Linked DNA regions of Homo sapiens: region 2 is linked to region 1. A link is a loop called in an ENCODE intact Hi-C map of the cell type or tissue named here. Cell type or tissue: Calu3. All regions are shown on one strand. Each heading gives the region's core, and the rest is flanking DNA. Links, peaks and the distances in the headings are about the cores only.

The links. Hi-C counts contacts between places; a loop is a spot of excess contacts. Peaks named below come from ENCODE experiments on the same cell type or tissue, not always from the same donor. Only the 100,000 strongest peaks of a DNase experiment are listed, where the experiment ranks them.
Region 2: a loop joins it to region 1, with 23 times the contacts of the local background. A loop is called at or near these places in 107 of 110 quality-filtered maps.

What each region holds. Positions count from the first base shown.
Region 1 is chr20:944,156-959,718 of GRCh38, forward strand. RSPO4 (R-spondin 4) reads right to left here. Exons shown (of 5, transcript NM_001029871.4): 5 at 14,297-15,563. Among named protein-coding and RNA genes, the nearest start is that of ANGPT4, 36 kb to the left of the region's middle. RefSeq lists enhancers at 1,091-1,700, 7,667-8,167. In Calu3, for the core only: a CTCF peak has its summit at 12,490 (motif pointing left); a DNase peak (open chromatin) is centred at 12,446.
Region 2 is chr20:806,176-822,229 of GRCh38, forward strand. No RefSeq gene overlaps it. Among named protein-coding and RNA genes, the nearest start is that of FAM110A, 20 kb to the right of the region's middle. RefSeq lists a silencer at 11,408-11,584. In Calu3, for the core only: a CTCF peak has its summit at 10,022 (motif pointing right); a DNase peak (open chromatin) is centred at 10,036.

The DNA of each region.
Region 1 (15,563 bases), core at 10,236-15,235:
CTGAGTAGCTGGGATTACAGGCGTGTGCCACCTCGCCTGGCTAATTTGTGTATTTTTAGTAGAGATGGGGTTTCACCATGTTGGCCAGGCTGGTCTTGAACTCCGACCTTAGGTGATCTGCCGCCGTCTTGGCCTTCCAGGCGTGAGCCACCACGACCTGCCAAGCTCTCTGTTTTCATGATAATGCTGGTCAACTGTGCCTGAATTCCAAAGGGAGGAGGGTATGAGGCATGCCTGATCCCCACTTTCCATCATGGCCTGAACTAGATTTTCAGGGTTTGTTGGGTCCCGTTGGCCGAGAGGGAGGTCCATTCAGTCAGTTAGGGGGCTTGTAATTTTATTTTTGGTTTACAGTTCTGAGGCCCCTTCTGGCTTTCAGACTGGCCTGGTTGCTTCCCATCTGGTCACCTCTCTGTCAGTGTTGGGGATCAGCATTCATCTACCCCACGGATGTTCTGCCTGGAGTGGGGGTGGGAAATGGGACTGGACCTCTCGCCATGGGATGCAGCCAGGCCCTCTCTGCTCAAGCCTTCCAGTGCTCCTCACCCAGACACCCTTCTGCAGGGACCCCAGTTTTACTCCCCTGAAAAAGAAAGTTTCCATCAGTAGGAGAAGACAGGACCTGAAATTGTCCCTGAGCCTACATGTCTACTAGGGTAGATATTTTGAAAGCCGGAGAGAGGAGGAAGCAGACAGGAAGGAGACGAAACCCCAGGACTGTCTGCTAACTCCAGGAGGACTGGTCTTCAGAACCCAGGGGCCCTCCGCATTCCTTCTGCCTCCCTATCTCATCGTAGCTCCTGCCCCATCCCCCCACCACTTCTCTCCCCTTTCCTAACTGCGTGCCCTTCTCTCCTCCAGTCCAGCCCAGCCCTACTGAAGAACAGCAACTTGAGCTGGTCTTTCTGTGCTCCGCTTGATTAAAATGTAGAAGGCACCTCTATCCAGAAGACTTGGCTTGGCCCTAATCACTCCCAGCCCCCTTGGCTGAGTGGCCACCCGCTGCTGGCTGCTGTCATCCCACATTGGAAGTGACGGAGGAGCAGAAGAACGAGTGGGTCACCAGCCGGTCTTCAGGCTCCCGGGCCAGCATTCAGACTGGGCAGGAGGTTTGTGGGTGGAAGGTGAGTTGGGCAGCCCGTCAGCCACTCCTCAGGGCTGGACGGAAATAGTGATTAGGAGCATGGGGTTTGATGTCAGATGGCCTGGGGTTGCAGCCTAACTTTGTTATTTACTATCTGTGAGTTAAGCCCTCTGGGTTTCAGTTTCTCCATTTGTAAAATGGGACTGATATTGGAAGATGTCCTACTTAGAATGGCGCCTGAGCCATCGTAAGCCCTCAGTGAATCCACTGTAAGACTTCAGCCCCCAGACTCCCACTGTTCCCTTGCCCCAGCTTCCCTGCACCTCTCCTGCCACTTCCCTCAAAGTTGCTCTCAGTCAGGCCTTGGGAGCCACAATCTGGGAACGAGGACCCTGACATCCCTCTTCACAGCTGTACCCAGCACCAAACAAGTCATCAGAGGTTCAAAACACGGAGCCCCTACCATGTGCCAGGCACGGCATGGCATGCCTGCTCTCTTTCTAATTTTGATACCGCAATGATTAATTCTGTGAAAAAAGTTCTAGAAGGATATAAGGCAAAGAATTAGGTTGTGTTCCGTCCATTCACTCACGGCTCTGCTCCCACGCATGGCTGCGCTATGCACACTGCCCTGCAGCTTCCTTTGTCTGCTGCACAATGGGCTCTGGACGGAGCCCTGTTGGCGCAATGAGTGAGCCCTACATCAAGCTTCGTCATCGCTGCATCGCTTTGCACCGTGTGGCTGGGCCGCCATCAGTACAGCCAACTGCCTCTGATGGACATCTGGGCTGCAGCCAGATTCCTCCTAACAGGGCTTCAGGGAAAGTCCTCCTCAGCGCCTCTTTGTGCGCATGGCACATTTCTCTAAGGCAGGTTTCTGGACATGAGACTGACGGGCAGCATGTGCTCCTTACATTTGGGGGTCCTGTCAATCCCCTCCTCTCCCGCAGGCTGTTCTAGACTCCAGCCCCCATGTGAGAGGATGCCTGTTGCCCTCACTCTTCCATCCTGGCAGTCCCCAGCCTCCTTGCCTCTCTTGTTTTCTTGTTCCGATCAGTTCCAGGTGGCCAGAGGGTCGAGACTCATCTCACAGCCGTGCAATAGATGCGTGTCTCTCAGTCGGTCAGCTCTGGCTGGGATCAGTGTTTATCTTCATGTCGGTGGACACCATCACAGGCACCCGCAAGAATCAGCGATCGACGGGGAAGAGGTTTGGGTGCATGGAGGAGTGCTTTGCAGTGAGGGCTTTGGAGCCTTGTGCCCTGATTCAAATCCTGGCTGTGTCCCCTGCCGGTTGTGTGACTTCGGATAAATTACTTGATGTCTCTGAGCATAAGCTGGGTCATCAGAAAAGCCAAGCTAGTAAGAGCACGTAGCTCAGAAGGCTGCTGTAAAGTTCAGATGAGTTGATATATGCTCAGTGCTGGAAAGGGTGCTGGGCACATTAGCTGTTGGTATTATTTGGGCACCTCCAGCCCAAATAATAATAAAGAGACTAGGAGGGATGTTGGGAGATATCAGATGTTGCTCATTGGAGGCTGTACTGAGTGTGCAGAGAGCTTCAGGGAACCTGGAGCTTTGAGAGGTAAAGGAACGTGCCAACTGGAACTAGAAACCCACTGCCGCCTGCAGCTCTCTGGGCTGTTTCTCCACATGCACCGTGGGGTTGTTCGGGTCCCACTGGGGAGGGTGGCTGGTATGAGGGTGGCCTGGCCTGGATGTGAAGTGGGATTTCCAAGGCTGGCACTCAGTCCAGAGCACGAGCCTTGATGAGGAACAGATGCACTCACAGTCTGGGGTCGCCGCCCTCCCCTCCTCCACAGCCCAGGGTTGGGGTGGCGATAGCTTCCAGATGGGCTTGGCTCTTAGTGGGGCCTTAAATGACTCCCTCTGAGTCCCTGAGAGGTGGGACTTAGGGCCTCTTCCTTGGTTCTCAACCCCCCTGGCCCTGGGGGATACCTGAGGTAGCTGGGTTCAGGCCAGGTGACCTTGGGAATGCCAGCCCTGCTCCGAGCCTCAGTTTCCCCATCTGAGAAACAGGCATTCTCCATCAAGCTGGCTTGGCAGAGCCACTGTGTCCTGTGATAGCTAAAGAGAAACATGAAGGAGGACCAGGAACCCCCAGGAAAGTAGGGTTTCTTTGGTTTTATTTTCTTTTTGTATTTACTTTCTGAATGTATAGTACATATCCATAGCATAAAATTTCAAAGGTACAAAAGGGGTCATAGGTAACAGTAAGCCTGTCTCCCACCCCTGCCCTCCAGACACCCAGACCCCTCTTCCCCGAGGCAAAAACCCTGTCACCAATTTCTTGAGAATCTGCCCAGAGATACGGTATGCACACATAGGAATTTTTTACCCAGTGATGACAAACTTCACACACAGTATTTCACACTGTCCTTTTGTTACTTTAACAATACCCTTTAGAGATCTTCCTATGTCACTCCATAAAGTGCTTCTTTTTTTTTTTTGGATGCTTGGCGAAGATGGTTTCAGAATATTACACAACTTTCAACTGACCAATCAGGATGGGCCCGAGCAGTGCACAACCCTACAGTAGTATATGGCTGCTAGCTGGATGCCAGCTCTGTGTCTTTATGGTTCACCATTGCATAGATGGGCCAATTGCAGGGATGGGTAATTTATAAAGGAAAGAGTTTTAATTGACTCACAGTTCCTTGTAACTGGGGAGGCCTCAGGAAACCTACAATCATGGCAGAAGGGGAAGCAGGCACATCTTACATGGCAGCAGGCGAGAGAGTGTGTGAAGAAGCAAAGGGGGAAGAGCCCCTTAACCAGTCTTCAAGAGATGAGCAGGGGCTGTTTCCAACATTTTGCTCTTTAAAGGAAGGTTGCAATACATACCCATTTTGTACATTTGTAGGAGAATATATGTAGAATAACTTTCTAGAAGTGAAATTGCATTTTACATCCATATGTTTAAAAAAATATCAATTTCCACCCCCTGCCATATACAAGAATTAACTTGAAATCTACCATAAATCTAAACGTAAAACTTAAAACTGTAAAACTTCCAGACAGCAACATGGAAGGGAAATCTTTGTGACCTTGAGTTAGGCAAAGATTTTTTTAGGTACTACACAAAAAGCATAAACCGTAAAAGAAAAAAAGATAAATTTGACTTAATCAAAATTCAAAACTTCTGCTCTTCAAATGATGCTATCAAGAAAATGAAAAGACAAGCCACAGATTAGGTGAAGATATTTGCAAAAGTCATATCTGATAAAAGACTCATATCCAGAATATATATTGAGTGCTTTCACAACTCAATAATAAGAACAAATAATCCAATAACAAATGAGAAAAAGGTTTAAAAAGACATTTCACCCAAAAACAGATATTGATGGCAAAAACACACATGAAAAGATACTCAATGTTATCAGTCATCAGGGAAACATATATTAAAACCACAACGGGCTACCACTACATACCTGTTAGAAGACTAACATGAAAAATAACTGATAATACCTGGAGAGGGTATCTAACAACTGGAACTTAGAAAAACAGTTTGGTAATTTCTTATAAAATGACCCAGCTGTCCTACTCTTAGGTACAAAGAGTAATGCAAGAGAAGTTTGTGTTTTAAAAAGAAAAACTGTAGGCAAATATTTACAGCAGCTTTTCTCATAATCACCAAAAACTGGAAATAACTGCTGTATGAGTCTAGTCTCACACAGCTATAAAGAGACTACTCGAGATGGGCTAATTTATAAAGTAAAGAGGTTTAATTGACTCATAGTTCTGCATGGCTGGGGGGGCATCAAGAAGCTTACAATCATGGCAGAAGGGGGAAGCAGGGGAAGCAGGCACGTCTTACATGGCAGCAGGTGAGAGAGCGTGTGAAGGAGGTGAAGGGGAAAGAGTCCCTTTTAAAACCATCAGATCTTGTGAGAACTCACTCACTATCTTGAGAATAGCATGGAGGAAACTGCCTCCATGATCCAATCACCTCCCGCCAGGTTCCACCCTTGACATGTGGGAATTATGGGGATTACAATTTGAGATGAGATTTGGGTGAGGCAGGAGGATCACTTGAACCCAGGAGGCAGAGGTTGCAGTGAGCTGAGATCGTGCCACTACTCTGCAGCCTGCAGACAGAGTGAGACTGTCTCAAAAGAAAAAAAAAAGAGGTAAACAGGTAAAGAAAATAATTTTAGATCATGATAAGAGTTAGGAAGAAAACATTTTCAAGGCACTAAATAGAGAATGATTTGGAGGGGGTACGATATTTAAAGAAGGTTATCAGGGAAAGCCTCTCTGAAGAGGTAACATTTGAACTGAGATGTAGAGGGAGAGAAGGAACTAGCCATGTGGAGATCTGGGGGAGGAGCATTCCAGGCAGAGGGGATAGCAAGTGCATCTGAAGAGGTAACATTTGAACTGAGATGTAGAGGGAGAGAAGGAACTAGCCATGTGGAGATCTGGGGGAGGAGCATTCCAGGCAGAGGGGATAGCAAGTGCAAGGGCCCTGAGGCCAGAATGAGTTTGGTGTTTTTAATGAAAGAAAAAGGCCAGTGGGTGGGGCAAGGAGGAGAGGGCAGGAGGTAAGGTCAGAGAAGGAATGGGGAAAGTCTAGCTTGCACCAGCCCTGACATGGGACGAGACACCCTCTATGCCCTCGGTCCTGGCGGCTCCTGCTTCCTCCTTTGTGTCCACTCAACATGATGGGTGGGCTTGGCCATCCGCAGACCCCTCTTGATGCCCCAGTACCTTCCCTGCCCCGCCCGACAGTGAGGTCCAGCCTCCTGAACAGCTCCTCTTGCTTGTCATTGGATTAATGGGCAGGAATTGCTTCTGCTTTTTCAAAGCCATTGCCCCCTACCACAGTCCCCTAAGATCATGAAGGTGCGAGCAATCATACTTGAACTGTTGGATGATGAATGCATCACTGTTGATGTGGAGGAGGCTCCCCAGTGTGAGGACTCAGAGCAGGGTCTCGGCCTCTCACAGACCTGGCTGTGTGCTTGGCTCCACCTCCTACGACCTAGGGCCCTGAGCCTCAGTTGCCTCACCTGTAAAATGCGGCAAACAAGCAAGCAACAAGATGCTCAACCTCAGTAGTAGTCGGAGAAACAAGAGCTAAATAGCAGTGAGGCACACCCTTTACCTCCATTCCCTGGATTAGCAAATAGTAGAGTCAGGAACTTCCAAGTATTCATGAGGGTGTGGGCGATGGGAATTCCATGTTCTGCTGCTGGGTGTTTGGACTGGTTTAGTACCTAAGAGCCTAAGAAAGAGTATATCTGATGACCCAGGCATTTTCCTCTTGAGTGTATACCCCAGAGAAATTCTCCTGCAGCTCCAGAAGGAGCCCATTCGAGGTCATGGGTCACTGTGATGGTGTTTGAGGATGTGAGCAGTAGGTGAGAATCCATGTAGATGCCAGGAAAAGCAAACTGCAGGGGCCTCTAAAAAATACCAGATAAGGGATGAGTGCGGTGGCTCATGCCTGAATCCCAGCACTTTGGGAGGCTGAGGCAGGTGCATCATTTGAGGTCAGGAATTCAAGACCAACCTGGCCAACACGATGAGACCCAATTTCTACTAAAAATACAAAAATTAGCCAGGTGTGGTGGTGCGCACCTATTATCCCAGCTACTGAGGAGGCTGAGGCAGGAGAATTGCTTGAATCTGGGAGACTGAGGCTGCTGTGAGCCAAGATCACACCACTGCACTCCAGCCTGGGCGACAGAGTGAGACTCCATCTCAAAAAAATAATAAAAATAAATAAATAAATAAATACAAGAATAAAATGAATAAAAAACCAGATGAAAAAGAAAACCAAAAAGTAAAAATAAAAAACACCAGGTGCATGAGAGAAAAAAAAAATAGAAGACGGGGAAATCTGTAGCACACGACCATTTCTGTGATTTTTTTTTTTTTTTTTTTTTTTTTTTTTTTTTTTTGCGACAGAGTCTCACTTTTTCGCCCAGGCTGCAGTGCAGTGGCGCAATCTCGGCTCACTGCAACCTCCGCCTCCTGGGTTCAAGCGATTCTCCTGCCTCAGCCTCCGGAGTAGTTGAGATTACAGGCATGCACCACCACGCCCAGCTAATGTTTGTATTTTTAGTAAAAACGGGGTTTCGCCATGTTGGCCAGGCTGAACTCGAACTCCCGACCTCCGGTGATCCACCCGCCTCAGCCTTTCAAAGTGCTGGGATGACAAGCGTGAGCCACCAGGCCCGGCCCATTTCTATGAATGAAAAAAACTCACAAGCTACAGAACATCCCTACACGCGTTAAAAGGATTCACACACATTCAAGCCCAGAGAACAGACTCACAGGAGCAGATGCCTGGGGGGAGGGGGAGGGGAAAGGGCAGAAGAGCATCAAGAGCGAAATCCAATTCAATCCAACTGTGCAACAGACAGTTTGCAGAATTGATGAGGATGTTTAACCCAGGTCTTGGCACCCTAAGTCCAAGTAAAAAAATAAATACGATACAGCAGGTAAAATGGGGGATGATGGAAGGGTGGCGATAGTAGTGCCTTTCTCATGGGGAACCCTCGAGGCTCCGATGAGCGAAACCATGCAGAGTGCTCAGCCAGGTGCCTGGCACGCAGCAAGGTGTCCGGTGCACAGCAGGGCCGCCCAGCTGTGAGCGGTGCGTGTATTCTCTCCAGCCTTGAATTCAGGCCTGGCTCCTTCTGCTTCCTGGTCAGTGCCGCTCTCTTGTGGCCCATACAGTGACAGGACTTAGACTGAATAGAGATCTGCCATGGTCCAAGGTATCTGATGGCGCTTCGGAGGAGGGAAGGGAGGGAGTCACATGGGGGAGATAGGATCACCAGAGGCAGATGGGATCACAGGAGGGAGATGGGGTCACAGGAGGAAGAGTGACTTCCGATTGGGGAAGAGATGGCGGATCAGATAAGGCCTCCTGGAGAAGGAATGTCTAGGCTGAAGGACAGATTCGACTGGGGGTCAAGGGGATTGATGAGCAAATGAAAGAATGAATGGAGTTAGAATATTGAGCATGAGCATTACTTAGCCCTACTGTGTGCCAAGGCTTTACATGCCTCATATCATTTCGTCCTCTACCACCCCTGGGAAGGCGACTTATTGCTTCTGTCTCCTTTGCAGCTGCAAAAAGGGAGGCTCAGTGGGTTAGCGACTCATCCAAAGTCAAGCCGCCAGCTGCACATAGAGCTCTGATACACACCCAGGTCGTGTGACTTGCTGGGGGACTCTATCTTCTCCACTTTGGGGTGGACTGAGGGACCCCAGTGAGCATAGGTACAGACCACCCCTGAGTCTGTCTGGACCATGTGTTAGCAGAAGTTTAATACTACACCTGTGCAGCAGGTGGAGATGGGTGGGACCTGTGTGGACGAGAGGAAGTGGATCTTGGGACAGCTACAGCATGCAGCGGCTCACCCCAGGGCTGGACCCTCACTCTTTGGCAGGCAGCTGGGGCACCACACCCAGGGGTTAAATGTGGAGACTCACTTCTTAAGCTAAAGGATGTGTCTGTCTTCAAGGCACTCTCCGAAAAATGCCTCATTTTGGAATTTATGTCAAAGCCATTTAAATCCTTATTAAGAGTATTTAAAGATCAGTTTTCAAAATGTCTCCTAAGTATTTCATTTTTGTTTTTCTCGACTTGGTAGTATATTCCCATGGCTAAAAATTCAAAAGGGACCAAAGATAAAGGTAAGCCTCCTCTCTTTCCATCCACTCTAACCTCTCCCCACCCAGAGCCATCACTGTTACTGGTTTCTAGAGTGTTTTGTCACCTGTAGGTTTTGTGCATTCATGAATCGTACACACGTGTATTTTCCCTCCTTCCCGTCCCCCCGCGTGGGGGCTTACTATGCGCGCTGTTCTGCAACTTGCTTTTTTCACTTGGCAATTCGTCTCAGGGACTGCCCCGTCATTGTGTCAAATCCTTCCTCGTGGTGCTTCTCGGCCATGCGGTGTTGCACTGAGTGCTGTGACATTGTATCGCAATGCCTGTCCTCTAGATATTTAGGATGTTTCCAGCATTTTGTGATCATACACAGGACTGCAGGGAACAGCTGTGTAAGCAGGTACACTTGTTCTGCAGCATGTGGGCCAGGCTAATTGTTATTTATTTATTTATTTATTTTTGAGACAGAATCTCACTCTTTCGCCTAGGCGGGAGTGCAGTGGCGCTATCTCAGCTCACTGCAAGCTCTGCCTCCCAGGTTCACGCCATTCTCCTGCGTCAGCCTTCTGAGTAGCTGGGACTACAGGTGCCCGCCACCGTGCCCGGCTAATTTTTTTGTATTTTTTAATAAAGACGGGGTTTCACCATGTTAGCCAGGATGGTCTCGATCTCCTGACCTCGTGATCCGCCTGCCTCGGCCTCCCAAAGTGCTGGGATTACAGGCGTGAGCCACTGCGCCTGGCCCTGGGCCAGGCTAATTGGAGGATGAATCCCTAGAGGTGGATTGCTGGGTCAGGGGACATGTGCGCTGTGATTTGAATAGATGTCAACTCACCTTCTGTAGAGGCTGGGTCAAGTCACCCTCTCCTGAGGAAGGTAGGGGAGGGTGGCGGCTTACCCCCACCCAGCCCAGGCCCTGTGGTTTCATTTTCTTTTTTTTTCTTTTTTATGGCTCTTAGCCAATCAGATAGGTGGAAAATGGTAGCTCTGTGTGGCTTTATTGTCATCTAATTTGAGTAAGGGTGTTTGGAGTTCCTTTTCTGGATGAGGCATTTTTGCCACACGGGGACAGCGCTGAGCCGACGACACGGCAGTGCCGCTCTGGACACGCTGATTCTCCCTGAGGCTCATCTTCTCAGGCTGAGTGGGACTGTGCCTGTGGATGCCCGCTCATGGAGTAGTCGCCTGGTGGAGGGCAAGGGTTTTGAGTTCCCATTCCACTACTTACTTTCTGAGCCTCGGATTCCCCCTCTGTAAAAAGTGGAAAGAATAATAGAACCCACTTCAGATGGCTCTGAGGAGGATGAATTTAAGTTTTTAATGTGAAATGCTTGGCACAGTTCCTGGCTCAGAGTTAGTGCTTAGGAAATGTTTGTTGAATGAAGAAATGAAAGAGATATAATCATCTTAAAAATTGTATTGAGTACTTATTATGAAGCCTTTCTCATGTATTCACGTATTTTAACTTCACAGTGACACCAAGAGGGGTACTTTTATTATCCCCCTTTAAAGACAAGAAAACTGGGCCGGGTGCGGTGGCTCACGCCTGTAATCCCAGCACTTTGGGAGGCCAAGGCAGGCGATCACGAGGTCAGATTGAGACCAGTCTGGCTAACACGGTGAAACCCCGTCTCTACCAAAAAATAGAAAAAATTAGCCGGGCGTGGTGGTGGGCACCTGTAGTCCCAGCTACTCGGGAGGCTGAGGCAGGAGAATGGCATGAACCCGGGAGGCGGAGCTTGCAGTGAGCCGAGATCGCGCCACTGCACTCCAGCCTGGGCGACAGAGCGAGATTCCGTCTCAAAAAAAAAAAAAAAAAAAAAAAGAAGATGAGAAAACTGAGGCACAGGGAGAGATACAGGATCTTGCCTAAAGGCTCATAGCTGGCGTCACTGGCGGCGACGGGATTCGTGATCTTCTGTCTGCTCTTACCCACCTCACTTCCCTGCCTCCCACTCTAGGAGAGAGGTGCCACCATAAACCCCATTCCAGCTGTCCATTGCATGAAACAACCTCCTCAACCTCAGAGGCATAAACAAACAACCATTTTATCATGTTCCTGGGTTCTGTGGATCAGGAGTTCAGGCAGGATAAGGTGGACAGCTTCTCTCTGCTGGGCCTTCGATGGGAGGACTCTGTGGCTGGGAGGGTTCTGCAGTGGGGGGTAAGGAGGGGCAGCGGGTAAAACAGCAAGGACTAGAAGACCCACTTGCGAGAAGGCTTCTTCAGCTACAAGTCTGGCTGGAGGATCCATTCCACCTTGTGGATGGTAGGTTGGCTATGGCTATGGGTGAGGGTGGGAGTCATGGGGGGCTGAGTGGGAGCCATCAGACCCCAGGGCTGAGTCCACATGTTCCAGGATCTGACAGCTTAGGAGGCTTAGCAATTCCAGGGCTGGCGCCCCCATGAATAGCTTCTCCAGGATTTTGCAAGTGCTGTTTCCTCCCCCTCCCCACCCATCTCATTAACACCTCGCACTCTTTAATTCTCAGCTTGGCTATCTGGTCCTGGAGGAGGAGCTCCCTAACCCCTGTATGCCTTAGACAGGATATGCTAGATCCTGTCCTCATGGAAGGTCTTATCACATTGTTGGAATTGACTGTCTGCAGACTGAACGCTTGGAGGACAAGGCAGGGTCTTTATCACCAGCACCCAGGACAGTACCAGGCACACAGTAGGCACTTTATGCATATTCACGGAATGAATGAATGGGTGAGACTGATGGATTTTGAATGACTTGAACTTGAGCCTCAGTTTTTCCTCCTAGAAGTTAGCTGGCAACGTAGCTGTGAAGGTGGCAGGAGATAGGTGGGAAATGCGAGGTTAGTAAGAGGAATTGGTAGAAAAATGGTAGTTATGATTTATGCTGAAGAGAGAAAAGCAAAGGAAATTAGATATTGCACCTGAAATGCTTAGCTATGTTTGGTGCAGAATAGGTGCTCCATAAATATAAGATGACGTCATCATCCTCATCCTCATCATTACTATTATTTGTATTATAAGAATGCACATTTCCTGAGTTAGAAGGTCCACATACGATGGCTTGAAATTTTCCTCTGGGCTGGGTGCGGTCGCTCACACCTGTCATCCCAGTACTTTGGGAGACTGAGGCAGGAGGATCGCTTGAGCCCAGGAGTTCAAGACCAGTCTGGGCAACATAGCAAGACTCTTTCTCTACAGATAATTTTAAACATAGCTGGGTATTGTGGTGTGCATCTGTAGTCCCAGTTACTTGGGAGGCTGAGGTGGGAGGATCAACTGATCCCTGCAGGTCGAGGCTGCAGTGAGCCGGGATCATGTCACCGACCTCCAGTCTGGGCGATAGAGCTATTACCCATCTTAAAAAACAAACAAACAAAGACAGAAAAAAGAAATTTTCTTCCAAGCGAAAATGGAGAGGTGTAATCCCCATAGGTCACCTGGGCCAGATGTCTGGGCAGGAGGTCATGCTCTGAGTCAGATTTCCCTTCTGTGCAAGGAAGGACCTGGGACAGGGACCTCTGAGTCTGACACTCTCTGCACAGCTGAGAAGGCCATTCAGCTGAAGTCCCCATTGCAACTGTTGTCCTTCAGCCTGAGGCAGTCAGTCCTTCGGTCTGAGGCAGCCTGTCCCTTGCCCTCGGCTACCCTCCACCCTGCTCCAGTCCTGCTAGGAGAGAACCGCAACACGACCCCGTTTCAGAAATGCGCTCCTTGACAAGCCTGGCTGCGACCTGTTCCTGGTTGACTGCCGTCATCCGGTGGCAGCATGTGGGAATGACATGCAGGGCTGTGGTGAGGATGAGGATGGAGTGAGCGGGTGGGGGGAACTGCAGAGAGGGCCCTAGTGTGGCCCAGTTGGAAGCGGTGACAGGAAGAACCCACCAGGGATTCCTCAGCTCTGGCCAAGGGGTTGTTCTCTCCCTCTGGCATAGCATCCAGAAGGCCAATAGCAGCGGAACCTCCCCCTGGGCTCTGCCCAGACTGCCTCTCTTTGGCTGTGTGACCTCACCCTGTTTCTGAGCTTCTCTGTGAACTTCTCCAAGCTTGGCTTGTAAGAAGGGAGTGGGCGATGCCCACCTGACAGCAGAGTCTCCTTCCCAGAGAGGCCCCTCAATCCTCCAGAGAATGTGGGAGAGGCTGGGATTTGAAAGGATTGGAGCTGGGGGCAGGGAACGTCTGAGATGGAAAGGTTATAGGAGGGGCTTAGGCCCTGAAGAAATTTCATCCTGTAATTTGAAAATATTAAAAAACCACCACAGCCCCCAGCTGAGGACAGAGGACCAGGCCCCCCAAGAAGAAAGAACATGGCCAGGGAATTGCAGTACTGGAAACTTCTACCCTTATGTTGGTCTTTTAGAATTGTGAAAATTAGAACGTTCAGCATCCTAAAACTGGAATCTTAACAGAAAACACTATATAGTGTATGTATGTGTGTGTGTGTGTGTGTGTGTATATATATATATATTTATATATATATTTATTTATATAGGGGCTGGGTACAGTGGCTCATGCCTGTAATCCCAGCACTTTGGGAGGCTGAGGTGGGAGGATCATTTGAGGCCAGGAGTTCAAAACTAGCCTGGGTAACATATTGAGACCCCCATCTCTACAAAAAATAAAAAATTAGCTGGGTGTGGTGGTGTACACCTGTAGTCCCAGCTACTTGGGAGGCTGAGGCAAGAGGATTGCTTGAGGCCAGGAGTTTGAGGCTGCAGTGAGTTGTGATCGTACCACTGCACTCCAACCTGGGTGACAGATCAAGACCCTGCCAAAAAAAAAAAAAAATTAAAAAGATACACACACATACACACACACATACAGACTAAACTCTGTAGAATCAGATCATTGAGCCTTGAGGTCAGAATCAGAATTGCAGCTGCAAATCTAGACTCAGCCCTCTGAGCTGGAAGTCATCTGAGAGCCACCTCTCCCCTCAGCTTGTCCTGGAAAGAATGTTTGCTCTCACTGCCTGCTCCTAAACTTGTTTGCAATGAATAGATCTGGGGGAGGGCCCCAAAACCTGAATTTCTAAAAGGCTCCCCAGGGGATTCTGTTGTTGGGTCTTCCAGATTTCGGCAATAGATTTAATTTAGCCAGGCTTCCTCTTCATCACATTCATCACATGGGAAAACTGAGGCCCCGGAAGGGGAAGTGACTTGACCTGGACCCCATCAGATAGCTGGTGACAGGCTGGAGCTCCCACCTGTGCCTCCCAATGCCAAGGCCACTCTCACCAGCAGCCCAGGGTGTTTAGATGGCCCCGTGGGACTGTCAACCTCCTAGGTACCCCTGGTCCCTGAGACATCTGGTTCGTGAAACTGCGAGGTTCTGGGGATCGAGGTGTCACCCTCTTCTGCCTCTGGCTGAGTCTGCTTCTTGAGAGTAGCCTGGAGGGGCTGAGGGCCCCTCCTCTTTTATCAGCTCCCCCCAAGCTGAAACCCCACCCCAATCCCCAATACACTCTGACCCCTCTCAGCCCCAAGCATTCCTGTGAAAACCACTCCACATGTTTTAAATTCTGCTACTCCAAACTCAGCAGTATCATGGTTTTGCAACACCCTCTTGATGCTCAAGAAGCATTTACAAGTTTCTTTTCCCTTTATTAAGAAAGTTTTAAAAAAAAGTTAGGGTCTTGAAACAATAACAACGGAGCATTTCAGAGGCACAAACGTTTGCAGAAGAGAAGCTGGTGGCCTGGCCAGGCGGAGGAGGGGGCTCTAGCTGTTCTCGGGGAGGTGAGAGCAGGGAAGTCAGAGAGAGGGTGGGCCTGCTGGGAGGGGGGGGTTCAGGCCAGGGCTCCCCAGCTGCCAGGTGGAGGGCAGGTCTGAGGGTGGGTGCTCTCTTGGGGTCGGGAATGTAATATTTCATCACCTAGAGCCTCTCCCCCAGCCTGCTGACCATCTTCCTTCCCCAGGCCACCCCTGGGCCCCTTGGAGCTCCGACTCTTGCTTCTCCTGCCCATTCCTGTCCCAGTCACGGAGCCCTACGTGTTCAGGCCAACCAGTCACGGCAAATACAAATCCCGTTTCTGAGGATTCCGGGGAGCAGAGCAGGAAGGGGGTGTTATGATGGCAGAAGGATAGGCAGTGAGGACAGACTTGCTTCCAAGCTGGGTCTGACCTGGAGACTCCTCCCAGCGTCGTTCCTGCCTAGGGCGAGGGGCGTCACAGCGAAGCACAGATGCTCAAGTCACTGGTGGTGGGTGTGGGCGAGTGTGGTGGTGGGTGTGGGGGAGTGTGGTGGTGGGTGTGGGGCAGTGTGGTGGTGGGTGTGGGCGAGTGCGGTGATGGGTGTGGGCAAGTGTGGGGGTGGGTGTCAGCGTGTGGGGGTGGGTGTCAGCGAGTGTGGTGGTGGGTGTGGACGAGTGCACGGATCTTCCCTTGCTCCCCACCCACAATTCCCTACATTTCCCCCCTCAAGTGACCCCCAAATTCTCCTCTCCACCGTGAATGTGCTGAGCAGAGCCATCAGGCAGAAGCAGAGCCTGAAGGCTTCCTGTGTGACCCTGGGCAAGCCCCTTCCTTCTCAGACCTGTTTCCCCACATGGGCAGGAAGCGCTGAGGTGGGGAACAGAGCTGCTGGATAATCTCAGCTTTCCTTTCCGTTTCAGTGGCCTCTTCTGGGCTGGGCAGGTGGATCCCCCAGCAGTGACAGCTCACCTGATCCGGCTTGGGAAAAAGGGGCATGGAACCCATGAGAGGGAGGCCTGTGGGGGAGTGCCGATGAGGGTGGCAGGCAGCTTGCAGAGGATGCCCTCCAGGGCTGGCTGCCCACCCAGAGGCCAGGTTGTGACCCTCCACGGCCAGCTGGGGGAGGTGTCCAAGCCAGGCCTCTGGAAGCCCTGGA
Region 2 (16,054 bases), core at 7,168-12,167, 140 kb before region 1:
TTCTCTCCCCTTTTAAAGTACCTGAAATAATAACTCTATCTTTCAACTCATTTTTAGCTCCTGTAAGTTTTTTTATTTTCTCCTTTGTGTTCTAACTGTTGTGGCCTGACGCTAATAAATGTTTTATCTTTGTGGTCTAAAGGAAACATTCCTTCCAACATAATATTTCCTGTAGGGAACAGCGGTTGAAATGCAGAAGGTGTTTTGTTTTCCCTTTGGGAAATTGGCCTAATAAACAGAGTTTATGCTTTATTGAAATAATTCCTATGTCATTATTACTAAGTTTTGGTTTGTTTAGAAAAAAACCCGAGATTAAATTTTTTTTAATTAAGATTATTACATACATGTAACCCTCTGTATGTGCTTTTAAAGTCCTTGTGCCATTAAGTTACAGAGCTTTGAGTCCTTGGTCTAAAAAGAACACCAAGTCCTGCTAAATATTAAACACTGACAGCAGTTAAAACCTCATTTTCTGACCTGGTAGAAGATGCCAATCAAAATAAACTGTGTTCATGAGACAGAAGGCCGGAAATTAAAACGATTCAACTCCTCAAGGTCTGGAGACTATCAAAGAAGAGGTGGGTGCATGAGATTGTAAGGGCCGATTTTGAGAGATCAAATGATTATAAGGCCAATTTTGAGAGATAAAATAATTGAGTTTCTCTATAAATTAACCATTAATCTCAAAGGCACACTGATGCAAGACTAGCATATGGGCTGCTGTGTCACGTTAACAAGGTTTTCTTGGAGAATTAACCCACTCCTTAATAAAAGGTTATAAAAGAGGTTATAAAGGTTATAAAAAAGGCTTGTGGAATTTTTATCTTGTGGTCAGGATGATTAAAATTTTATAGATTGTTTATACATTTTGAAAAACAAATTTAATTGGCCTCGTTTTTATTAGGGCTTATTGTTTAGGCAATTAAGTCTTCTCTCTCAAAGAATCAAGGTTTTTGCCTTTTTTTTGAAATCTTTGAGTTATCAAGTTGAGTAAATGAAAGACTTATTTTACAATGACTTGATCTGTGATCCTATTTTGTGATATCAAGCATTTTATTTATTTATTTATTTATTTTTGAGATGGAGTCTTACTCTGTTGCCCAGGCTGGAGTGCAGTGCTATGATCTTGGCTCACTGCAACCTCCACCTCCTGGGTTCAAGCGATTCTCCTGCCTCAGCCTCCCGAGTAGCTGAGATTACAGGTGCCTGCCACCACACCCGGCTAATTTTTGTATTTTTCATAGAGACAGCATTTACCATGTTGGCCAGGCTGGTCTAGAACTCCTGACCTCAGGCGATCCACCCACCTTGGCCTCCCAAAGTTTTGGGATTACAGGTATGAACCACTGTGCCCAGCCAAATCAAGCATTTTAAACTTTTTATTTTTATTTTTAAAATTTTAATATTTTGAGATGGAGTCTCTCTCTGTCACTCAGGCTGGAGTGCAGTGGTGCAATCTTGGCTCACTGCAACCTCTGCCTCCCAGGTTCAAGCAATTCTCATGCCTCAGCCTCATGAATAGCTGGGATTACAGGCACTTGCCACCACACCCAGCTAATTTTTCTATTTTTAGTAGTGACAGGGTTTCACCATGTTGGCCAGGCTGGTCTTGAACTCCTAACCTCAGGTGATCCACTTGCCTTGGCCTCCCAAAGTGCTGAGATTACAGGTGTGAAAGGTGTTTAAAGGCCACTGTGCCTGGCCTTTAAACTTTTTATATTTGACAAACTTTCCAAAGTCAAATTCTAACTTGGTTCCTCAATGATTTTTTGATATTAGTCCCCTGAAGTCCAAAAGAGACACAGTCAGCTTATTTGGCATAAAAATCATACAGGAAGCATTGTCAAATATGTAATAGTGTTTGGCTTTCTTTGGGCTGTATTTGTATAAATATGTTATTGGCATATGTTCCAAAATTATGGGAAAATCCTATAATTATGAATGACTTAGTATATGTTATTAATCATTATCATTATTATGTAAAATTATTGTATGCTACAGAAGTAACCAAGTTTCTTTGTCAATTGTGTCTTTAAGTATGACTTTTCTAAAACTTTTGTCATCCACAGTTGTTTTACTTTTATCCTTTTCAAAAGGATGATTTTACAATCAGCATAGGACTCTGACAGTTGCTGTTGAATACAGGTTTTGGAGATAGTGACACTAAAATAGAGAAAAAAAATCCAACACTCCCATAGAGAGCTGAAATATACATGAATAGCAAGCAGAAGAGGAGTTAACTGCATGGACTGAACTAATAGAAGACTGAAATAATCCTTCTATGACTTTTTGCTTAAAACATTGCTAATCCTTTCTTTGTTTTTCAGAGCCAAGAAAACATTTATTTTGAGCTTTTAAAAAATTTATTATTATTATTATTATTAACAAATAAATAATCTTCTTTCTTTTTTTCTTTTATCTTTCTCTGCAGGGCAAGTTCTGTATTTATAGCTTTTAACAATTGAGGAAATTATACTCCTATAAACAAAATTTGGAGCATATTTCTCTCTATCTGGTTTCTCTAAAATTTGGAAACTAGTTGGGAGTATTCTTAACTTATAGCAATATAGTTATCTGCACAAGTACAATAAGAATCTGTTTTCTTTTGTAAGAGGACATAATTGGGGACAGTGGTGATTTTACCAAGGTTTTGACTGGAACAACATGCTATCAGATGCAGACTCCTTTAAGGAATCAAAGTTGACTTACAGAGCTAATAAAAGCATCTTGGGAAAGCTGGCCTCCTATCTTGTCTACACAGTCCCTGTACAGGTTCCTGACCTGTGGTAAGTAAAGAGTGTCACTTTCTAACAGGCCCAGGAGCCCAAAGTCTTCCTGAGGTGAGGAATTCATCCAATTAATACAGGTATTTGCAGGCACAGGCCGGGCTTAAGACATTAAAGTCGAATGTGAGATTACTTATGGAATAAAGTTCCAGCAAAGCCAATTAAAAAAAAAACAAGGAGCCTATATGGCAAATAATTATTCTTGATGATTTTATGCAAATACTCCAGCCAAATATAATAAGACAGAAACTTATTTTGCAAATGAATTTTGTTCTATAATTTGTCCTCAGTGAAAGGGGACTGGAGAGAGAAAAAATTATGTTTCAAAATCACCTATAGTACACCTGTTGTTAGATTTTAGTCTCACTTAGTGTTTTTAAATTTTTATTATTTTCTATAGTTTGGACTAAACTCTAAAATTTTTCCTGGTCACAAGTCCCCAAAATAATTTTTTTCATTTTTTTTCTTTTTTCCTTTCCTTTTCCCCCCACATTTTTTCCTGATTAGAAATCACCAAACATTAAACTGTGCTTTCCTAAAGCCCTGTGAACTAAAGCTAGACAATCTATTTACATACATAAGCTACTTTCATACCTGCCTACTGGTGTATGAACTTCAGAGTAATATGGCCTATATTGATTTCCCAGGATTATTGTTGTTGTTGTTGTTTTTCTCCTTTCCTCCCCCATTTTCTCTTAGGACGTGAGACTTCACAACCTGCTAAAGCGAGCTTTCCTAATAATGTGGAACCTACCTGTCTATGAATAAACTGTCCTAGTCATGAGAGATCAGACAAAACCTGAGACCAGAGGCTAATTTTCTTCTAAAATGCTTTTAAAAAGAAAAGGGGGGAAATGTGAAAGGAAAATAAACTTGGGACCCTCAAATCACTAAGCCAAAACGAAAAGTCAAGCTGGGAACGGCATCGGGCAAACCTGCCTCCCATTCTAATGGGATAGCTAAATAAGATAGCTACAAAGATTTTAAAAAGCTACATACCTCCCTCACAATTTTCCCACAAGGAAATTCCTTGTGTACCTAGAACAGACAGAACTCAAAGTCATCCCTCTGCTCATGGGAGACAAATGCACATCTGATGGCTTCCTTTGCCCTATTGCTTCGCTAAGCCAGACTAAGGCATAAGTGACTATTCCTGCAAGTTGCATATTCAGTGGAGGGCTAATCAGAAACTCAAAAGAATGTAACAATTTGTCCTTTATCTACCTATGACCTGGAAAACCCCTCCCCACTTCAGGTTGTCTCACCTTTCTGGATGGAATTGATGTACATCTTACGTATTTGCTGACTGATGTCTCATGTCTCCCTAAAATGTATAAAACCTAGCTGTGCCCCAACTACCTTGGGCACATGTTATCAGGACCTCCTATGGCTGTGTCACTGGTGTGTCCTTGACCTTGGTAGAATAAATTTTCTAAATTGATTGAGACTTGTCTCAGATAACTCTTGATTTGCAGTAAGTAGCATTTCTAAACATCTCTGGAATGCATGCATATTGAAACTCATTATGCAACCCTTGCTGACATCAAGGCAGGAAAATGTCTACAAATGTAATCATTTAGCGTGACCTATGTGGCTAATGTGGACCAAATTATCCTTAAGCTCCTGCTTTAAGGTGCATAAATGCCCCTGAGGAAAAATCCACCTTGGCACTCTCCATCCTATCTTGCTGAGATTCTTGCCTGCACTCTTCTACAGAGTTCTTTCTTTCTAATAAAACTTTCCTTTTTTCAAACCAATACTATTATCCATAAATTCTTCTTCTTTTTTTGTTTTTTTGAAACGGAATCTCACTTTGTTGCCCAGGCTGGAGTGCAGTAGCATGATCTTGGCTCACTGCAACCTCCACCTCCTGGGCTCAAGTGAGTCTCCTGCCTCAGCCTCCAGAGTAGCTGGGATTACAGACGTCCACCACCACGTCCAGCTAATTTTTGTATTTTTAGTAGAGATGAGGTTTCACCATGTTGGCCAGGCTGGTTTTGAACTCCTGACCTCAAATGATCCACCTGCCTTGGCCTCCCAAAGTGCTGGGATTATAGGTATGAGCCACCATGCCCAGCAGTAAATTCTCCTTACTAATCCACGAGTGGACCACTTTCCAATGCTGAGGCTCTGACACCTCGCTGGGCAGCCACTTTTGATTATTTTGGGTTGTCAGGGCTCAGGGACACAAGAACTTGCTCCTTAGGGGAGCTGGAGGTCTAGTAGGGATTGCTTGTTCTCCATCAGGCCCCTAGTAGGGAGGCCTCTCCTGTCCCCAATCCCTGACTCCCAGGGATGCTCCCCTCCAAACCACAGCAGGAAGTTCCTCCTTAGGTCAGACCCACAGCCCTGATGCTGTGGTCTCACTGCAGGTCATAGTCTCACAGGGGCCTCTTATATTATTTTAATTTTAATTTTAATTAAATTAAATTAATTTTTTTTTTTTAGATGGAGTCTCGCTCTTATCGCCCAGGCTGGAGTGCGGTGGTGTGATCTTGGCTCACTGCAACTTCTGCCTCCCAGGTTCAAGTGATTCTCCTGCCTCAGCCACCTGAGTAGCTGGGATTACAGGCATCCGCCACCATGCCTGGCTAATTTTTGTATTTTTAGTAGAGACAGGGTTTTGCCATGTTGACCAGGCTGGTCTCGAAATCCTGGCCTCAAGTGTTCTGCCTGCCTCAGCCTCCCAAAGTGCTGGGATTACAGGTGTGAGCCACCGTGCCTGGTCTTATATTATTTTAATTTTAAATTTAAGAATACATTCTTAATATCAACCTTCAAAGACTCCCTGTTGCTTACCAAGTTAAGAAAACTACTTAAACCTCACATATAATTCCTTTCTCAACTGGGACCAATAAACCGTGACAGCTTTATTGAAGGGGGCCAGCCCCTTCACACCTGTGGGTATTTCTCGTCAGGTGGGATGAGAGACTGAGAAAAGAAATAGACACAGGGACAAAGTACAGAGAAAGAACAGTGGGCCCAGGGCACTGGCGCTCAGCATACGAAGGACCCGCACCGGCGCCAGCCTCTGAGTTCCCTCAGTATTTATTGATCATGATCTTTACTATCTTAGCAAGGGGAGTGTAGCAGGGCAACAGGTGGGGAGAAGGTCAGCAGGGAAACATGTGAGCAAAGGAATCTGTATCATGAGTAAGTTCAAGGAAAGATACTGTGCCCGGATGTGCACGAAGGCTAGATTTATGTTTCTCTTTACCCAAGTATCTCAGTGTAGCAAAGAGCAACAGAGCAGTATTGCTGCCAGCATATCTCGCCTCCAGCCACAGGGCGGTTTTCTCCTATCTCAGAATAGAATGAATGGGAATGGTCGGCTTTACACAGAGACATTCCATTCCCAGGGATGAGCAGAGAAGCCTTCCTCTTATCTCAACTGCAAAGAGGCCTCCCTCTTTCACTCCTCCTCCTCAGCACAGACCCTTTATGGGTGTCGGGCTGGGGGATGGTAAGGTCTTTCCTTTCCCATGAGGCCATATCTCAGGCTGTCTCAGTTGGGGGAAACGTTGGACAATACCCAGGCTTTCTTGGGCAGAGGTCCCTGTGGCTTTCCACAGTGCATTGTGTCCTTGGTTAACAGAGAATGGAGAATGGCGATGACTTTTACCAAGCATACTGCCTGCAAACATATTAACAAGGCACATCCTGCACAGTCCTAAATCCATTAAACTTTGATCCAATACAGCACATGTTTCTGTGAGCACAGGGTTGGGGATAAAGTTACAAGTTAACAGCATCTCAAAGCAGAAACAATTTTTCTTAATACAGATCAAAATGGAGTTTCTTATGTTTCCTTTTCTACATAGACACAGTAACAATCTGATTTCTCTTTCTTTTCCCCACACTTTCTCACGTGTTCTTTCTTTCTTTCTTTCTTTTCTTTTTTGAGATGGAGTCTCGCTTTGTTGCCCAGGCTGGAGTGCAGTGGCGTAATCTCAGCTCACTGCAAACTCTGCCTCCCAGGTTCAAGTGATTCTCGTGCCTCAGCCTCCCGAGCAGCTGGGATTACAGGCATGCACCATGACGCCCAGCTAATTTTTGTATTTTCAGTAGAGACGGGTTTCACCATCTTGGCCAGGCTGGTCTCGAACTCCTGACCTCAAGTGATCCACCTACCTCAGCCTCCCAAATTACTGGGATCATATGAATGAGCCACCATGCCTGGCCCATGTTTTTCTTGTACTTTAGGCTTTGCTACTTACAACCAGAACTGCTTACCATTCTGTCAGAAGCCTTCCAACCAGGGCAACTCCATCTTGAATAGGGGCTGGGTAAAATAAGGCTGAGACCCACTGAACTGCTTTCCCAGAAGGTCAGACATTCTTAGTCACAGGATGGGATAGGAGTTTGGCAGGACTGGTATCACAAGTACAGGTCACAAAGACCCTGCTGATAAAACAGGATGCAGTAAAAGAAGCCGGCCAAAATCCACCAAAACTACGATGGGGATGAAAGTGACCTCGATTCGTCCTCACTGCTCATTATATAGGAATTATAATGCATTCGCATGCTAAAAGACACTCCCACCAGCACCATGAGAATTTACCAATGCCATGGCAACGTCAGGAAGTTACCCTACATGGTCTAAAAAGGGGACGAACCCTCAGTTCTGGGAATTGCCCATCCCTTTCCTGGTAAAACAATGAATAATCCACCCCTTGTTTAGCATACGATCAAGGAGTAACTATAAGTATGTTCAGCTGAGCAGCCCATGCCACTGCCCTGCCTATGGAGTAGCCATTATTTTATTCCTTTACTTTCTTAAATAAACTTGCTTTCACTTTACTCTATGGATTCACCCCAAATTCCTTCTTGTGTGAGGTCCAGAAACCCTGTCTTGGGGTCTGGTTTGGTACCCCTTTCTGGTAATAATTCTGTAAGTATTTGTAGTACGTCTGAGCCACCAAAATTTCCATACTGATCCTTCCATTAGAATATCCTTTCTGCCTGTCTCTTTCTGGCAGGATCTGATCCATATTTCAAAGCCAGTCTCAAATGCCACCTTTTCCAAAGAAACCTATCCTTATATCTTTATCTAATACAAACAGTATATATTGGGAGCCTAAGAAATGCTTGTTGCATACATCAATGAATGAACCCCAAACCAATGTATTTCTCCCTTCCTTGTAATCTCCAGAAATGTTTATAAACTTTGTTGTTGTTTATTTGTTTGTTTTATTTTTATTTTTATTTTGAGATGGAGTTTTGTTCTTGTCACCCAGGCGGGAGTGTAATGGCGCGATCTCGGCTCACCACAACCTCTGCCTCCTGGGTTCAAGTGATTCTCCTGTCTCAGCCTCCCGAGTAGCTGGGATTACAGGTGTGCACTACCATGCCCAGCTAATTTTTGTGGTTTTAGTAGAAATGGGGTTTCACCATGTTGGTCAGGCTGGTCTCAAACTCCTGACCTCAGGTGATCCACCCGCCTTGGCCTCCCAAAGTGCTGGGATTACAGGCGTGAGCCACCGTGCCCGGCCTGTTGCTATTTATTTAATATACTTTATTTTTTTGAGCGATTATAAGTTTATTTTTATTTATTTATTTATTTATTTATTTATTTTTGAGACAGGGTCTCATTGTCACCTCTTGCCCAGGCTGGAGTGCAGTGGCACGATGTTAGCTCACTGCAACCTCTGCCTCCCAGAGTCAAGTGATCCTGCCACCTCAGCCTCCTGAGTAGTTGGGACCACAGATGTGCACCACCACGCTGGGCTACTATTTTTATATTTTTAGTGCAGATGGGGTTTTGCCATGTTGCTCAGGCTGATCCTGAACTCCTGAGCTCAAGCAATCTGCCTGCCTTGGCCTCCCAAAGTTCTGGAATTACATGCGTGAGCTACTGAGCCCGGCCTTAGGTTTACAGAACAGCATTCCACCCATGTTATTTATGCAGGGGAGCACACCACACACATCACTTTGCAGCTTCCTTTCTCCTCTTATATGTCTTACAGATCTTTCTGTGTTCTGTACATTGAGACACTCATTCATTGGCTTCACTCATTCATTTGAATTCATTCCTTTGTTCAACAGATATTTATCGTCAGCTCTATGTCAGGCACTATGAGAAGTGCTTGGGATATAAAACTGAACAAAATAAACAAAGTCCTTTCCATTGGAGAGATGACATTCTAGTGTAAGGAGATAGACAATAGATAATAAATACAACAAATAAATAAATACATGGTTTAGTATGTTATAAGATGCTTTCTGTAGGAAAAAAGTGAGAGGGACCTGGAGTGGAGGGAGGACCGAGTGGGGACAGGTGCAGGGTGGGGGCAGCCAGTAGAGCCCCTCTGAGGAGGAGTGGATCACAGGAGGATGACTGGCAAGACCTAAAGGTGGCAAGCTGTCTCTGGTGCTGGCTCTGAGAGCAGGATAGCTGGAGTAGAGTGAGGGAAAGGCGAGGTCAGAGGTGAACCTGCAGGGCAGGTGGGGCTCCTTCCGCTAGCGCATGGTGTTCCATTATCCAGATGCACCAGGACAAATGTCGCCCACTGCCATTACTAGGTGCTTACCATGTGCCATCAAGAACAATACCGCAGGCCGGGTGCGGTGGCTCACGCCTGTAATCCCAGCATTTTGGGAGGCCAAGATGGGTGGATCACTTGAGGTCAGGAGTTCGAGACCAGCCTGGCTAACATGGTGAAACCTGGTCTCGACTAGAAATCTAAAATTAGCCTAGCGTGGAGGCGCACTCCTGTAAACCCAGCTACTTGGGAGGCTGAGGCAGGAGAATCTATTGAACCCAGGAGGCAGAGGTTGCAGTGAGCCTAGATTTCGCCATTGCACTCCAACTGGGCAAGAGCAAAAATCTGTCTCAAAAAACAAACAAAAACAATACTGCAATAAACATTCTGTCAGTCTGTCATTTTGCCCATGGACAGAATATCTGCAGAATTAATTCCCGGCAGTGAACTTGAGAGAGATCACCCAATTGCCTTCCAAAGGAGCTGTGCCTGGACCATGGGTTTCAGCACAAAGTGCTGCTCCCTCCAACTTGTAGACTCTTCTGGCAGGTCACGGTGGAGCTCACATTCTAGCGGGAGAGTGTCCAGGGCAGAGATATTCCATTCCGTGTCTTTTCTCCCAGGGCTCGCACAGAGAGGGTTCACGCGGTAGTCAGTAGGTGGGCAGTGCTTGGTGAAGGCATTGATGGGTGGAGGGATTGAAGGATGAATGAATGGATTAGGGGCTGACAGTGCCGCTGCAGTTACTCAAAGGAGCCACCAGGAGGCGCAGGGAGCCCACATTCTGGAGACAAACCTTTTAAAAAAAGCATCTGGTGACTTAACGACCTTTTCACCAATGGCTTGTGTGGGGCCTTAATGCTAGGGTGAGAAAAAGGTGGGAGATGGAAGAAAGGGGAGTGGGTAAAAGGACATGTGGGAGAAGAAGGCAGAGAGAGGGCCTTCTGAGGGGGCCTCCACGCCAGGTAAGGACCGTTTAGCTCCCCTAAGAGCCTGCAGCATTGATGCAGATCCCAGCAAAGCCAAAACCCCCTTATGCCCACAGTTGAGCCCAAAAGCCCAGAACAGAGGGGAAAAATAAATTTCAGGATAGGCCAGGTGAAGTGGCTTACGCCTGTAATCCCAAAACTTGGCGAGGTCAAGTAATCCCAAGTACTTTGGGAGGCTGACAGGGGAAACTCTATCTAAAAAAAAAAAATAAGAAAAGGAATTTCCAGGATAAATATGTACAGTATAATCCCATTTATGTGAAAAAAAAAATCTCCACAAATAAATTCCTTTGTGCGTGTGTGTGTGTGTGTGTGTGTGTGTGTTTGTGTGTGACGGAGTCTCAGTCTGTCGCCCAGGCTGAAGTGCAGTGGCACGTTCTCGGCTCACTGCAACCTCCGGCTCCCAGGTTCAAGCAATTCTCCTGCCTCAGCCTCCTGAGTATCTGGGATTACAGGCGTGTGACACCACACCCAGCTAATTTTTGTATTTGTGGTAGAGACGGGGTTTCACCATGTTGGTCAGGCTGGTCTCGAACTCCTGACCTCGTGATCTGCCCGCCTCAGCCTCCCATAAATTCTACATATTAGTTTGGGGAGTGTGTATTTACCACATACACATCTACAGGGAAAATCTGGAAAGGTAAATGTCGAATTGACAACAGTGGTTACTTTTGTTATTGTGTGTGTAGAGAGGGGCAGGGGACAAAAAGGAAAATGAGGAGTGATCAAAGGGGACTTTAATTTTCTTTTTTTTTTTTGAGACAGAGTCTCAGCTCACTGCAACCTCTGTCTCCCAGGTTCAAGTGATTCTCCTGCCTCAGCCTCCCAGGTAGCTGGGATTACAGGCACCCGCCACCACGCCTAGCTAATTTTTGTATTTTATTTTAGTAGAGACAGGGTTTCGGTTTCACCATGTTGGCCAGGCTGGTCTCAAACTCCTGACCTCAGGTGATCTGCCTGCTGCGGCCTCCCAAAGTGCTGGGATTACAGGCGTGAGTCACTGCACCGGGCCCCCAAAGGGGACTTTAGACTAAACTGAAACATTTTAACTTTCCAGGAATCTGTAACCCTGCTATTATATAACCACAAATTAAAAATTACTTTAAAAAATGAAAAAAAAAAAAAAAAAAAAAAGGCTGGGAGCGGTGGCTCACACCTGTAATCCCAGCACTTTGGGAGGCTGAGGCAGGAGGATCACGAGGTCAGGGGTTTGAGACCAGCCTGGCCAAAACGGTGAAACCCTGCCTCTACTAAAAAGACAAAAATTAGCAGAGTGTGGTGGCACGTGCCTGCAGTTCCAACTACTCAGGAGGCTGAGGCAGGAGAATCGCTTGAACTTGGGAGGCAGAGGTTGCAGTGAGCCTAGACTGCGCCATTGCACTCCAGCCTGGGCAACAGAGCAAGACTCCGGCTCAAAGAAAAAAAAAAAAGGAAAAGAGAAAAAAAAAGGAACAATAACAACAACAAAAATTAAATGCTATCTTGTGTTGCATCAATAGAAGTCTTACGTGCAGCTCAAGGGAGGTGACAGCCCCCTCTGCTCTGCTCAGACCACACCTGGGACCTCCTTTCCTCTTCTTGGCCCTGTCCCGTGAGAAGAATAATGACAGCCTAAGGCATGCTGGGGGTTGGAGATGGGGGGAGGCTGGGGCCATCTGCACATGATACAGATCCAGGAATAGTCCCTTTACCCAAGCGGGAGAAACTGGGCAGGTGAGCAGCTTCCAGGTGTGTGGATGGCAAATGGATGCCAGACTTTAGGATAGGAATCCAGGGGTGCAGCGGATGGAAAGTCCAGCCCAGGATGGGGCATAGTTTTCCCACCCAGCTAGGGAGGGAGGGTAGGGGCTACTCTGGGGTGTCAGGAGTGCCGAAGCCTGAGGTAGGCGCAAGCCAGGCAGCATGGCAGCATCCTTCCAGAGGGTGTTGTGCAGCTGTGGAAAACAATTGCTGGGAGGCCGGCAGGGGCAGTGGTGGAGGAGACCAGAGCTTAATTCTAGGTGAGTCACAATAGCCTCATCTGTAGAATGAGTGAGGGGTGGGGCGTAGTTTCAGATTTTTTTTTTTTTTTTGACACGTAGTTTCGCTCCTGTTGCCCAGGCTGGAGCGCAATGGCGCAATCTCGGCTCACCGCAACCTCCGCCTCCCGGGTTCAAGCGACTCTCCTGCCTCAGCCTCCTGAGTAGCTGGGATTACAGCCATGTGCCACCATGCCCGGCTAATTTTGTATTTTTAGTAGAGACGGGGTTTCTCCATGTTGGTCAGGCTGGTCTTGAACTCTTGATCCGCCCGCCTTGGCCTCCCAAAGTGCTGGGATTACAGGCGTCAGCCACCGTGCCCCACCAGTTTCTGACTGATTTTCTTTTTTTTTTTTTTTTGAGACGGAGTCCCGCTCTGTCGCCCGGGCGAAGTGCAGTGGCGCGATCTCGGCTCCCTGCAAGCTCCGCCTCCCGGGTTCACGCCATTCCCGGGCCTGGGACCACAGGCGCCGCCACCACGCCCGGCTAGTATCTTTTTTTATTTTTATTTTCAATAGAGACGGGGTTTCACCGTGTTAGCCAGGACGGTCTCGATCTCCCGACCTCGTGATCCGCCCGCCTCGGCCTCCCAAAGTGCCGGGATCACAGGCGTGAGCCACCGCGCCGGGCCCAGCTTCTGATTTTATGCAGCTGGCGGGATCTTGTTCTTGGTCCTTTAAGGCGACCGGAGGGATTGCAGTTTTAAAAACTCGCCAGCAGAGGTCGCCTTCTGACGGATTTGACCAAAAAATCCATTCCGGTGGGAAAGGGGAACCTGCGCCTGCGATTCTCTCTCTCTCCCCCTCTCTCCCTCTCTCTTTCTCTCCCCCCCTCTCTCTCTCTCCCTCCCTCCCTCTCTCCTCCTACTCCTCCCTCCCTCCCTCTCTCTGTCTCTCCCTCCCTCCCTCCCGCTCTCTCCCCCCTCCCCCTCTCCCCCTCCCTCCCTCCCTTCCTCCCTCTCTGTCTCTTTCTTTGAGACAAAGTTTCACTCTGTCACCCAGGCTGGAGTGCAGTGGCACGATCTCCACTCACTGCAACCTCTGCCTCCCGGGGTTCGTGATTCTCATGCCTCAGCCTCCCGAGTAGCTGGGATTACAGGCGCCCGCCACCACGCCCGGCTAATTTTTGTATTTTTAGTAGAGACGGGGTTTTGCCATGTTGGCCAGGCTGGTCTCAAACTCCTGACCTCAAGTGATCTGCCTGCCTCGGCCTCCCAAACTAAGATTCATTTGTTGACTAAGTGAATAAAAGGGGAGACATTGAAGAGGGGGACCCGACTGGATTTGGGGGTGAAGGTGGAGTTGAGAGTGACTTTGAGGCTTCTGCTTGAGCAATGAGTGGAGGGTGCCTCTCCTGAGCTGGGGAAACTGGGGCAGCACTGACGGAGGGGACACAGCTACAGAGGGGAGAACCCTCTCCTGCCGGGGCTGCGGGTTACAGCCTGCACTGCGATTCTCTGATCTCAGGGACCTCAGACTTCTGGGGCCCTGTCCCCTACCTCTGTGTATGACCCTAGCTGGCTGAGGGCTGAAGGCTTGCTGTTGGCTCTTTCTGCACCCTCAGCCTTCTCCTTCCTCTTCCCTCTGCAGGACTCTGTCCTGGGTCCTTAGGAAGAGTCCAGGCCCCAGGACAGGGAAGTTGGGTCAGGCCTGGACCTCACATTCCCTGCCTGTCCCATGAGGTGGACAGTGAGAGGACAAATGCCTGGACCCCTGGCCCCAAACCCAAGAGCAGATGTACCGGAGAAGAGCTTCTTAGAGCACCAGGTGCCAGGGCTGCGGTGGAGAATCAGGGGGGCCCAGGGGAAGGGGCTGCAGATGAGGGAGGAGATAGATACGGAGGGCCTGTGTGCCTCCCAGATACAGGGCTGGCTTTCCCAGCCCAGAAGGTTCTTTCTGCCTTTCCCAGTCTTCTTCCATTCTCATTTCATGTTCACACTTTTGGCCATACCCAGGGTCAGCCATGAAGATTGTTCTCAGAATGTTTTCTTTCTTCCTTCCTTTCTCTTTCTTTTCTTTCTTTCTTCCTTTCTTTCTTTCCTTTCTTTTTCTTTCTTCTCTTTCTTTTTTTCTTTTCTTCTTTCTCTCTCTTTCTTTCTCTCTCTCTCTCTCCTTCCTTCCTTCCTTCTTTTCTTTCTTTCTTCTTTCTTTTTTTGAAACAGAGTCTCACTATGTCACCCAGGCTGTAGTGCATTGGCACGATCACTGCTCACTGCAGCCTTGACCTCCTGGGCTCAAGTGATCCTCCCGCCTCAGCCTCCTGAGTAGCTGGGACCACAGGTATGCACCACCATGCCCAGCTGATTTTTTAATTTTTTGTAGAGATGGGGGTCTCACTGTGTTGCTCTGGTTGGTCTTAAACTGCTGGGCTCAAGTGATCCTCCCGCCTTGGCCTTCCAGAGTGTTGGGATTACAAGCAGGAGCAGCACACCTGGCCAATGTTTTATTTAAATCAACTCACTTAGGTTGAATTAGAATAATTTTAGACACACAGAAGAGTGTGTCTATATAATTTTGAATTATATACCCAACACTCAGATATAACATTAGCATTTTGCCATATTTGCTTCATCTATTTCTTTCTGAAATATTTTAATGTAAATTACAGATATCATGAATTTTCATCCCCAAATACTTTAGTCTGCATCAGTCAAAGATATCTAATATTTAATCCACAATGGATTTCCCCAGTGGCAATTCCCCTAAATTGTGTTTTACAGTTGACAGTGGATTTATTGTAAAAGGAAACTCGATATACCAAGTGACAAGCAAGTTATCTTCTGTTATAAATAGAAAGGATCCCTGGAAATGGACACAGTGTCAGGCCCAGAGCTGTGGGTGGAGACCTGCTCTCTGTTTGACATAAATAGGAGATCAGTGGCTACTAAATCTGAAGACAGGGCAGCAGCAAAGAACATTTTCTCACGGATGTGATGAGACTTGAAAGGGACTCAGAAAGGGGGTCACTTTCTCCAGGTTGGGGTAACTGTTATTTAAGCCAGGGTTCATCTGCAGCGTGGGGAGCCAGAGGGTGACCCCTTCCCTAGGTGATGGAGGTGGCTGAGGCTCCAGAAGTTTCCAGAGAAAGATCTGGTGTTCCTACAAGGCCAGTGGCAGGGGGAAGGGCACTAGACAGTGGGGCTGGAGGGTGTGGGCCTGTCCCTGCTCTGATTTTGGGCACTGCACTTTTGCCTGTAAGAAGGGGATATGTGAGGCCAGGACAGGGTCTCCTACTCTGTCCCCACTCCCACGCCAAACAGGGCCTTGAGGACTCTCGCGACCTCCATGACCCAGCTTCCCTCCTACCCCAGCCCCAAGCCTGTTTTTGTTCCCCTCCCTCCCTCCTGCTTGATCTTTGAGCCTCAGCCAGGATGTTACCTCCTCCTAGAAGCCTGCCTTGGTCCCTGGAATGGATTAAGGGACTCTCTCCTGGGCCCCACAGCTGCCCAGGATCACTCAGCACTGTAGTGCCCTGTTGGCCTTTGCCTCCCTCCAGCTGTGGACGTACAAAGCAGACAGCGAATCTGTCTTGCTCACCACTGTACCCCCATCCCCTACTGCAGCACCTGGCACATAGCAGTAGTGCGGCACACTTGTTGAATGAATAAGGGATCATTACTACTACGCTTCCCACTCATAAATGTCTGCCTCTTCGGGGGGCTCAGAATGCACATTTGGTCCTTCATTAACTCATTTACTCACAATTTTTTTTTTTTTTTTTTTTTTGAGACGGAGTTTCACTCTTGTCGCCCAGGCTGGAGTGCAATGGTGTGATCTCGG